Regions from separate parts of the Mus musculus genome. Here region 2 is linked to region 1. Evidence: chromatin loops called from intact Hi-C (ENCODE). Cell type or tissue: left cerebral cortex. All regions are shown on one strand. Links, peaks and the distances in the headings refer to the core of each region. The heading gives the core; the rest is flanking DNA. Region 1 overlaps Dock1 (dedicator of cytokinesis 1). Region 2 overlaps Dock1 (dedicator of cytokinesis 1).

Region 1 (5,380 bases), core at 240-5,239:
ACATATAGACACATAGAAACACATATATATGCATATATATATTGCATACATACACACCTACATATGTATACTCTCACACAGACAAACATGCATACTCAGAAACCCTTAGATTCCAGGGCTCAGTAGACAGACTAGCAGTAACATAACAAATCCCCTACCCCCACATATCTGCCAGTGTTGAAGACCATGAAGAAAACCCATCAGATGCTGATACCATATATGAATGGGCAGTTGATTGTTTTAGATGCTTTGAAGAAGCCTGAAGCAAGGGAGAGCACGAGCCCTCCATGCAGGCCTGGCTGTTGCACTTTCTTGCCCTCCATGCAGGCCTGGCTGTTGCACTTTCTTGCTAAAGACCCTAGAACATCTCATGGGGGGGGGTCTTCTGGCCCCCAGAGATAGGTGGTGTGCACTAGGACTCCGTGGTTTCTCTATTGCTAAGCAGTTTTCCTCCCTGCACTGGCCCTTTCCCATGTCCTAGGTTTATTCCCTCGTTCACATCGCAGTCTCTCTGTTCTTGTTTAAACCAAGCCACGTTCAGTTTGGCTCCTCCCACTTACTTCGGGTTGTAGCGGTGTGAGCTCCCTTCACTCTTCTGCAAAACCTTCCTGGCTTTGTCCTGGAATCAGCTCTGGGTTGCACAGTCTCCCCTTCCCTGAGACTTGGAACTAGTTCGAGGACAGTCGATCCTTCTGATGCGAATCTTCCTGTTGGTGATTGTGGGGTTTGTTTCTCCGTCCCCCATTGGCTTCTCCTGTGTACGTTGGCGATTGTCTACCAGGCGTCTTTGTAGCAGGTGCTAATGTCACTTTGTCCTGACTGTAGTTGAGGGTAATGATTGGTTTTCTTTGCAGCCAAGGATAAATCTGAAAAGATCTTCGCACTGGCCTTTGTGAAGCTGATGAGATACGATGGGACCACCCTGAGAGACGGGGAGCATGACCTTATTGTCTACAAGGTACGCACCTCTGTCCCAGGGTACCCTGGGCGCCCTGACTGGATCAGGCCCTAGTGAAGCCCTCACCTGAGCTGAACTGTTAGCTTTTCATGGTTGTGACAAATACCTGAGCAAAACAATAAAGGGAGTCAGGGTGTGTCAGCGCTTTCGGTCCTGGTCCTTCCTGGTGGGGAGGGTGTGGTGAGCAGCTTATATCCAGGTGGCCAGGAAACAGAGAATACTGTGGGAGGAGACTTTGTTTTAGCCCATCAGGGTCCCCAGTCTTCATGTGTACCTAGTTTCAGGAGGTAACTTTCCCCTCATAGTTAATTCTCTGTGGTGGACACGCTTCGAGGTATGCTTTACCAAGCTCTCAGAACTTCCCACTTCAGTCAAGCCTGCGATCAAGATGAACATCTCAGTTGACATTTCTCACCGGAGGACAGAGCTGCTGTGTAGCATGGAGCTGCATTTAATTATGTAAATGAGCAGTTATGATTGGCCAGCCCTTTTGCTGTTCCTAACGAGAGACGATGACAGGCAATAACACGTTCCGTGCTGTATGCGAAGGCTGAGGATGGGCGTTAGTCCACAGGACGAGGGAAGATGGTTGAAGTGCACTGTAGAACACAGTGTGGAAGGGGGCGTGGGGGTTGAAGGAAATCATAATAATAAGGCATGCAGAACCTGGAGTGTGGCCTCCATGAATGTTGTTTGATACAAGGTGCAATCAAACCCACAGGCTGAAGCCAAAAAGCTCGAAGATGCAGCCACATACTTGAGCCTCCCTAGTACCAAGGGGGAGTTGGAAGAAAAGGGCCACTCAGCCACAGGCAAAGGAATGCAGAGTCTTGGGAGTTGTACCATCAGCAAAGACTCTTTCCAGATCTCCACTCTGGTGTGTTCCACGAAACTGACCCAGAACGGTGAGTTCTAGAATTCCTCCCTCTCCAACACATCCCTTTTGGCTGCGTGTTGAGTGGAGGAGTTTCCTGTGGGTGCGTGGACGTCACCCACTGTGTCCTTTGATAAGGACCTCCATAGATGTCGATGAGCTTGGGAAGAGGAAGTGGCATCCGTCAGAGTTTAAAACTCACACTTCTATTTTGGGCTGAGGACTAACTTAGCAGGGAGATTAAACAATGGGAGGACTTAATTTTATTTTTAAATGTGTTTATTTGTGGTGTATGTGGGGGCAGTCAGAGGACACACTGGCTTCTTTCCTTTCTCTGTGTGAACAGTGGGGCTTGAACTCTGTTCATCAAGCTTGTTAGCGAGCACCGTAACCACTCTTCCGTCTTGTCAGCCTTCCTCTTGGAGAAGTTTTCCAGGCAAAAGAAGGAAACAAGGCATCATGGGGAATACACAAGGTTTGAAAACAGATCAGAGAAATGGAGTTGAACCTTCATTCTAACTTAACCCTGGAAATGACCTTGAGTAACGAAGCTTTTAACCCAGCTCTTCCCGCTGGTACACATGTGAATAATGCCTGCTTCCGGAGCGTTCTGGCTAGTGTATACACACTGTCAGATGTGAGGTACTCCCTTCTCTGTGTCTTCCTCTGTCTTGATTCTCCTTGAGATAATTCCCAGTTATCTCTCTTTGGAGAAGTTGATTGGCCTGATATGTTTGGGCTCCCTGCTTACAGTGTGAGATAAGACCTCCTTGCTGGTTCTAGTCCACCAAGCTCAGCCTAATGTGGCAGGTCACTCATCAGCTGATGCCTCGGCCCTGGGCTGACTGAGTTCATTTCCCACTGCTTGCAGCCTCCTCGGAGTCATGGCAGCCCGGTGGCGATACTTCTTATTCAGGGCACACCAGTACCGTTGCCGTGACTCTGTCTGGAGGAGGCAGAGGCTCTCTGCACAAATCCTTCATTTAAAAGCCGCGTCCTCCTAATGTGGCCGTATCATAGCTGTGCAGAGACTTTATGCTCTCTTGAAATGGAGCTTGAAAATCCAATTTTTTTCCCTCTTAACTGCCTGATAGGAGTTGTGATTATTAATGTCCGTCATTATCAGGAATCACATCTCGGTGTTGCCTGTCAGTCATGGCTGGAGTTTGAGATTTGCCGAGGAGCAGGCATCGTTTGGGCTTGCACTGGATTACCCTAGCATGGAAGAAGCCCGTCCTTTGGAAGATGGGACTCTGGAAGGGAGAAATGTTGCTGTCCTGAGGGCTGAGGCGTGCCAGTCAGGTGTCTTTCAAACTTTCGCCACCTGCTGCTTCCATCTCTCTTTACATTTTACATCTCTCTTCATTCTCAGCTTTGCCCAGTGAGGCTTTCCCACCCTTGGCCTCCCTAGTAAAATATTAGTGAGAGGCTGTGAGTCATCCAGACACATCTGAGTTGTTTGAGCCTATGTGAACACCGATACTTGGAGACCATTTGGACACTTCCTGGTTGCCAAGTCACCGTGGGTTTGAATCATTTCTGAAGGGTTCTTACTTGCTGCCTGTGGTAATCGCTACCAGCAAATGACCCCCCCCCCCCATCCCCCACTTCCCAGAAGGACTGGATTTGTGTAAGTGGGGGGGGGGGGGAGGGAGGATTGTGCAGGAGTTTGATTCTCAGGGACATGAGTCAGCTATGTGGGCTCCAGCTAGTGACTGGGCTGTGCAAAGAATGTCCCAGTACTAGGAATGAGATTCTCAGCGTGTACCTACATTGGGGTACATGAACTAATGTTTGTGCCTCATTCAATGCAGGCTAAGGGTGGTGTCCCCAGCTGGGTCATTGACCCCAAGTGTGTCTGCTTTAGTGTCTCAGCAGGTGCTGAGCTCTGCTCAGCTTCTCACTTTGGAGGAAGCCACTGTCTTATATGTGGGTCAGTGTTCCAGATGCATCGCTAGTTGTCTGAAATTTGATCATAATTTCCTATCAAAACAAGTCTCATCCACAGTATCTCTTTAAAACATGCGGGGGGGGGGGAACCTCCCAGGGTGGTGTGTGGAATACTTTCTTACCTTACAGCTCCTTGAATCTCACCATTTGCAGGGTGATTCCCTCCCTGGTACCCAGTGAGAGAGCCCTGGTCTCTGCAGCAGCTGTTGCCAAGCAACAAGGAAATTCCAAAGTGATGCTGCTCACTGAACAGAAGGAAGAATCTGGCTTTCATTTCATGCAAGCATTGATACCCCTTTTTGGGATTGTGCCATGCCAGGAGTGTATAAGATGGGGGTGCCCTAGTTGGCGCCTGAGTGTGGAGTCCCAAATTCTCCTCTGAGGGAATCATTTTTCCTGAAACCATAATTTGTTCTCGCAAAGTTCCATTACTTAGGGAAAGAAAAGCAGGGGCTGAATTATTCATCAAGGTTTGTATTAAAGATCTCTGTCCTCAGCGCTGTGTGGGCTGCCATAGGGGATAGGACAAGAACTGTAAGATGCGATCCCTCCTCTCAATTAGCTTACTGTATAATGAGAGGGAAAGGAGTCATGAAACAAAGGATAATTATGAACCCAGCTGTGTTGAGTCCCCGGGACTGGAGGCCTTTCCTGCCTGGGTAGCTCTGTGGGGGAGGGACAAACTTTTTCCTTCAGCACTGCCCAGTGGGGTGATTTGTGAATTTTCTCATTTGAACTTTTTCCTCAAATTTGCAATACAGAGCCCAGATGGGCAGTACAAATGTTATAATCCAAGTTTTTTGTTGGGTGGGATGGGGTTTGGTTGCTGAGGCAGGAGAATTTACAAGTTCAAATACAGTCTGGGTTCTGCAGTGAGCTCCGGGCTAGTCTGATCCATCTAATGATCGCTGACTGCCCCTCTACCCAAAAAGGGGGGAAAAAAACCTCCAAAAAAGCAAAACAAAACAAAAATCCCTCAAACAACCACAACCAAAAAAAAAGGAAAAGAAAAACCCCAAATGAACAATAACGAAATAACACCCTCCCAAGGATAAGTAAATAACTAGAAATGGAAAGTTAAACTATAGAGACCAGACTCAACCCAGTCACATGGTGCGTGATACCAGCTCGGAATGATTGGGGCTTAGGTGATGCATTGGTCTCCATTAAAGCGACATTGATCACTCCTGAGACGGAGACAGAGACGGAGACACCCTCAACCCTTGGATCAGAAGGGTCAGGCCAAGATGGACCCTTTCTTGTTACTTTACTTTCAGTTAGAATCACAACACGTCAACTTCCGCCCCAAATTTCTAGCTCCTTTCCTATCTGAAGGACGACTGCTGGTTTTATGTTGGCTGTTGTGATAAGCTTGCCTACATGTTTTATTGTTGGATTCTTTTAGCTGCCCTGCAAATTATGCAGCGCCGCACCCGCTGTTCAGCCAAGGAGACAAGGGAAACTCCCTGCCCAGTGTTCTGTAGTTACTGTGTGACTCAGCTGGCTTTACATAATCCACACTGTATGTGGGTGCTGAGTGCCGCCCCCCTCCGGTTTACTCTTCTAGTCATCAGTGATGCCCGAGGTGATAAGAAACA
Region 2 (5,380 bases), core at 318-5,317, 50 kb before region 1:
TCTAGCATTAAAGAAAATGTCTAGTTTCATCGAGAGACCTGTCTCAAAAAAAATAGAGGATGACATTCTAAAGTCAACCTTGGGCCTTTACATGCATCTGCATGGGTAAGCACACCCTCATACATGTGCACATACGCATATACCACACACACACACACACACACACACACACACACACACACACACCACCATCACCACCACCACCACCACCACCAAATAAAGGTAAGTGGTCTTCAAGATGGATGTGCCCACGACCCAGAAGTATTTGCCTAGATCTGAGTGAGATAGGATAAGCGTGTTCTCCAGGGAAGGAGTTCCTAGGCCTTAGTCAACCATAACAAATGAAGGAAATCTTCCGGCTTGCATCTCTTAGCTGTGTCAAGTGAGCTCAGGCTAAGCCCAGATGTTTATTGCTGCCTTTTGCAAGATGGCCCTGTGCTCCTGACCTCTCCTTCCCGATGAGGGCAATGTTGGAAGATTGGCCATAAGAAGGAGCAAGCAGCCTTACACTGAATGCTTTTAGGGCTTATTAAAGACAACTTTGCCCCCTTGTGCTTGTTTATCTCATATAATTTGAGAATCGAAACTATAGGCACGTGCTTGCCTGGATCCAGGGTCCTGCAATGGAGACCAGTTCCAGCAGCCTTCAGGAGTGAATATGTTAATTACAAGATGCCACTTTACAGTCGTCTTGCACATTTTTGCATGTGTATGTGCACACATTCATGTGTAGGTGGGCATGTCCATACAGAGACTCAAAGACATCTTTGCTGGTCATTCCTTTGCCACTATGTACCTTGTTTTTTTGTGACAGGTTTTGAAGTGACCTGGAATTTACCAAGTAGGCTAAATCGGGTGGCCTGCAAGCCCCAGGGATCTCATAGCTTCCACCTCTCCATTGTTGGTATTATAAGCACAAGTTGGGCTTTTTTTTTTTGAACTGTGGGGTCTGGAGATTCTTTTGTCTGCCAGTCTTTCTTTGCTACTAAAACACATCCTCACAAATTTGGAACCCCAAAGCACCACACATTAATTAACTATTCAAAGAATTAACCAAACGAGGAGTTGGTTCTCTAAGAAAATCAACAAGATAGATAAACCCTTAGCTAGAATCACTGGAGGGCACAGGGACAACATCCTAATTAACAAAATCAGAAATGAAAAGGGAGACATAACAACAGATCCTGAAGAAATCCAAAACACCATCAGATCCTTCTACAAAAGGCTATACTCAACAAAACTGGAAAACCTGGACGAAATGGACAAGTTTCTAGACAGATACCAGGTACCAAAGTTAAATCAGGATCAAGTTAACGATCTAAACAGTCCCATATCCCCTAAAGAAATAGAAGCAGTCATTAATAGTCTCCCAGCCAAAAAAAGCCCAGGACCAGATGGGTTTAGTGCAGAGTTCTACCAAACCTTCAAAGAAGATCTAATTCCAGTTCTGCACAAACTATTCCACAAAATAGAAGTAGAGGGAACTCTACCCAACTCATTCTATGAAGCCACAATTACTCTGATACCTAAACCACAGAAAGATCCAACAAAGATAGAGAACTTCAGACCAATTTCCCTTATGAATATCGATGCAAAAATCCTTAATAAAATTCTCGCTAACCGAATCCAAGAACACATAAAAGCAATCATCCATCCTGACCAAGTAGGTTTTATTCCAGGGATGCAGGGAAACATGTGTGGAGCATGTACTCCGTGAGCCCAGCATATAGGACCATCTGGACCTTGTCTCCTCCATTCTGGACTGTTTATCCTGTGCCCTTGTCTCAGGGGTCTTCGTGACTACTTTGAGCCAACTATGTAATCCAGAATTAATGTCCCCATCTGAAAACCCTAAGCTTGGTGACAACTGCAGTGGCGTCTTCGGACATGTTGGGAACATTTGCACTGGGTTCTGGGAATTAAGATGGTAATTTCTTCAGAATATCACTGTTTTATCTACCCTATTCCTTTGTCAGATATTCTTACATTGTGGAGTGTTTTAATTTGCTGTGAATTTTGAGTTATTCAGTCATCAGCATTAACTTGAGTGCAGATTTGGGGACAGTGCTGTGGTCATGACTGTCTGGTGATTTGGGGCCACGTGCCAATCATAGAGCCATGCCATCCTTCACAGATAAGATTGTGGGTCTGCGGGCTCATTTCCAAGTTACATTTATGGTTTTGGAATGTGTGTATGAGATTCTCGGCCCTCTTTTCACTGCTTCTGAATAGGTAGGGTTCTTTGTGGGGAAACACTAAGAAAAAAATCATGTGTATACATTTTGCATGTTCACACAGGCCCAGATGTGTTTACACTCAATGTGTTCGTTTTATTTCATTTTTAGTATGTCTGACTTTCTTTTTTTTTCTTTTCCGGCTCTCTAACTGAGTAGGCATGCTGGAAGCGATGCTGTTCACGGCAGTGATATAAAAGCATTTATGGTTCCTAAAGGCTTAAGAATATGGCTGTGCTGAACTGGGGACGCTCAGCATCTGCTCTGGGCCGCCTTTACCTGCGCCGTTATCTCCTGTTAAAGAGTCACTATAAAATGCTAAATAAACTTAATAACTGGTAACAACCCACTTTGCCAGTTGGGGACACTTACATTTTATGAATTTGGGGGAAATACTTGAGAAAATGGGATTTTGCAGGTATGTGTGTGTTTGGAGGCTTGAGATGGGCTGTGAGCCCGAGCAAATGCCCTTGCTTTGACATTTTAGAAGGAACTCGGAAGCTGAGCATTATTCTTTGCAGAAAAAGTGTGTCACTTCCCAATTCAATAAAGGACTTTGGTGTCAACTAAACTCACAGTGGGCCAGATAGGTCTAAACATGCCTGTCATAGATGGCCTAAGCCGTTACCTTCACACGCCCAGAAAGGGGAACTTCAGTTGAGGAGTTGCCTCCATGCCAATGGCTTGAGGACATGCCTGTGGGTGGTGGGAGGACCTAGCTCTCTGTTGGCAGTACCATCCCTAGGCAGGTTGGCTGTCTAAGAAAAGTAGCTGAACTTAGGGCTGGGAGCAAGCCAATAAACAGCGCTTTTCCAAGGTCTCCACTTCAGTTGCTACCTCAAGGTTCTCAACTTGAGCCTCTGCCCTGGCGTTTTTCAATGATGGACTGCAATGTGTAACTACAATAAACACTTCCCTACATACATTGCTTTTCCTCCGTGTTTTATCATGCGACAGAAAAAAGGAGCTTGGGGCTACTGCTGGGTGGGTAGTGGGTTTCTTTGTGGTGTTGGGGAAACATTTGGAATCTAGGGGTGATAAGTTGCATACCATGAATATAACCAAAGCCCAAGATTGCATACTTAAATCACATTCTCTCCCCACAATAATAAAAAAAAAAAAAAAGCGGAGCTGCTTGGAATTAGGAATGGTTATGAATTGGCACATGTTTAAGATGCGCCCTTTCCCTTTTGTGTGTGGAACTGAAGGCTGCTCATGTGAGTTTATCTAGACTGAATATATTGTAATGTTGAAAATAATCCTTTCTGCTTCTGCTAATGCATTCTCCTGTCACTTTTCCAACAGCCTTTTACAACTACGATGCCAGGGGAGCAGATGAACTGTCCCTTCAAATTGGAGACACCGTGCACATCCTAGAAACTTATGAAGGTAAGTGAGGCTTGATGGCTCCCTGTTGGGGATTTGGGATGACGCTTCAGGGCCTTCTGGGGGGGGGGGGAAGTGCTTCTCTGTTAGGGTGCTACATTCTCAGGATGGACACTTTCCCCACAGATAGATGCTCTTCCAGGCAAAGGTTGCTCGGGCAGCTATTTGTTAAATTCAGTGAGGCTTTGTTAAGGCCAACTTAAAACTAAGCATCATATTTTTAACCCCTAAATGCTTCTCACTGGCTCGTTATTTTGCACATATATGTAAATATTTTTTGTTTGTTTGTTTCGTTGGTTTGTTTTGTTTTTCAAGACAGGGTTTCTGTGTGTAGAGATCCAACTGCTTCTGGCTCCCAAGTGCTGGGTGGGATTAAAGATGTGTGTCAGTACCACCGGGCTGTGTGTAAATTTTGACTGAAACTGACTGACTTGGTGAGAGACAGATTTGGAGAATTCAGTGTGTTGCTCTGATGTGTGTGATGAGTGTTTTAAGTAGTCTTTTTTTGTTTTGTTTTTAAGTTTTCACTTTGATTTGTTAATAGTGTGTCTCAGGGGAAACTGCAGCTGCCATGCTGACCTTTTCCTTTGTCTGTGACCCCCATTTTCTTCGGGGTGAAAAGATCACAAGTTACATGGGCTATGGTTCAAGGAAGCAATTGTGGCTTTTCTGATGCTCTTGGTTAGTGCCTTGCACAGCCTGCGAGCCACTGTGGGTGTTCTGCGGTGGTTGTTACTGAGTGTAGGGGCATCGGCGGGCGGGCAGCTTGCTTCCTTACTTCTCTCTTTTTAGGCATCGCTCCCCTCAGTTTCCTTAAGGTTGGTGTTTCTGTGTCTGCTGGCTTCCTTTTCTGCCGGAAAAGATGACTCCATAAGCAGTGTTTGAGTCCCGGGACCTGATTTAAATAACCAAATTGCTTTCAGATCGGGTTCAGCGAAAGCCTTACAAGTGAGAGAGGAAATTGTAGACAGCTCATAGTAACCAACAAATTGAACTTCCAGAGAGGTCTTCACACTCCACTTTGCACAGGAGTGAGCTGTGCTCCGCTTCTGCCAGCCAGGCAAGCGGGGACTGGCTCCCGTGTCCCTCAGAGACATGGCTGAGAAGCAAAACCCTATTAAAAAAAATCCATGTCTTGCCCCTTATTTCTTCCTCTGATGCAGGAAGACTCGGAAGAACTCTATTCCATTTGCACCGTTTACTTGCAAACTGTGTGGGGGATGAGGGAGTCAGCTCTGTATGCCTAGAAGCAGCTGGAGCTTGGCAAAAAGGAGCCCCAAAGCGAATGAGTGGCTGGCTGTGATGGGCGCCTTCTGCTTGTTTTCAGTTTTGACAGCTGACAGTTGGATTTCCTTATCTGCTCTCCCGTACAGATTGCCAGTGGCTTCGAGGAAACAGAGAGAGAAATTAAGTTGAGGTGAAGGATCAGGCATCTCATCTCAGACACTTTTTCTGATCTGAAGGGAAATGCTGATAGGTTTCTTTTATTTTTTTAATTGCCCCTAGCTACTTGAATGTGGAATCCCTGGTTCCTCCGCTCAGAGCCTCAGTGTCTTTCCTGAATAGTTAATGATTTCCTGGGGCACCTGGCTGGGTGGAGTGTGGTGTCTTCCTTTACTTCTGGAGGACACTGTCCCCTCTCGCCCTGCCACCTCAGTCACATCAGTGGGCCTTGTTCTACACTAACCTCACAGTGATCTGCTAGTGGCTTTGACTTCCGGTCTTCAGCCAGGATTAATTTGCAGGCCAGTCTTGGATCT

Evidence for each region. Hi-C counts contacts between places; a loop is a spot of excess contacts. Peaks named below come from ENCODE experiments on the same cell type or tissue, not always from the same donor. Only the 100,000 strongest peaks of a DNase experiment are listed, where the experiment ranks them.
Region 2: it touches region 1 in a loop (4-fold over the local background); 3 of 42 quality-filtered maps call a loop at or near these places.

Annotation. Positions count from the first base shown.
Region 1 is chr7:134,770,613-134,775,992 of GRCm38, forward strand. It overlaps Dock1 (dedicator of cytokinesis 1), which reads left to right. Exons shown (of 52, transcript NM_001033420.2): 17 at 855-958; 18 at 1,680-1,863. Among named protein-coding and RNA genes, the nearest start is that of Dock1, 100 kb to the left of the region's middle. In left cerebral cortex, for the core only: no CTCF peak of the experiment used is centred there; DNase peaks (open chromatin) are centred at 1,881, 3,225, 3,639 and 4,040; H3K27ac peaks cover 312 bases.
Region 2 is chr7:134,720,791-134,726,170 of GRCm38, forward strand. Dock1 (dedicator of cytokinesis 1) reads left to right here. Exons shown (of 52, transcript NM_001033420.2): 2 at 3,540-3,623. Among named protein-coding and RNA genes, the nearest start is that of Dock1, 53 kb to the left of the region's middle. In left cerebral cortex, for the core only: no CTCF peak of the experiment used is centred there; DNase peaks (open chromatin) are centred at 2,348, 3,046, 4,379 and 4,895.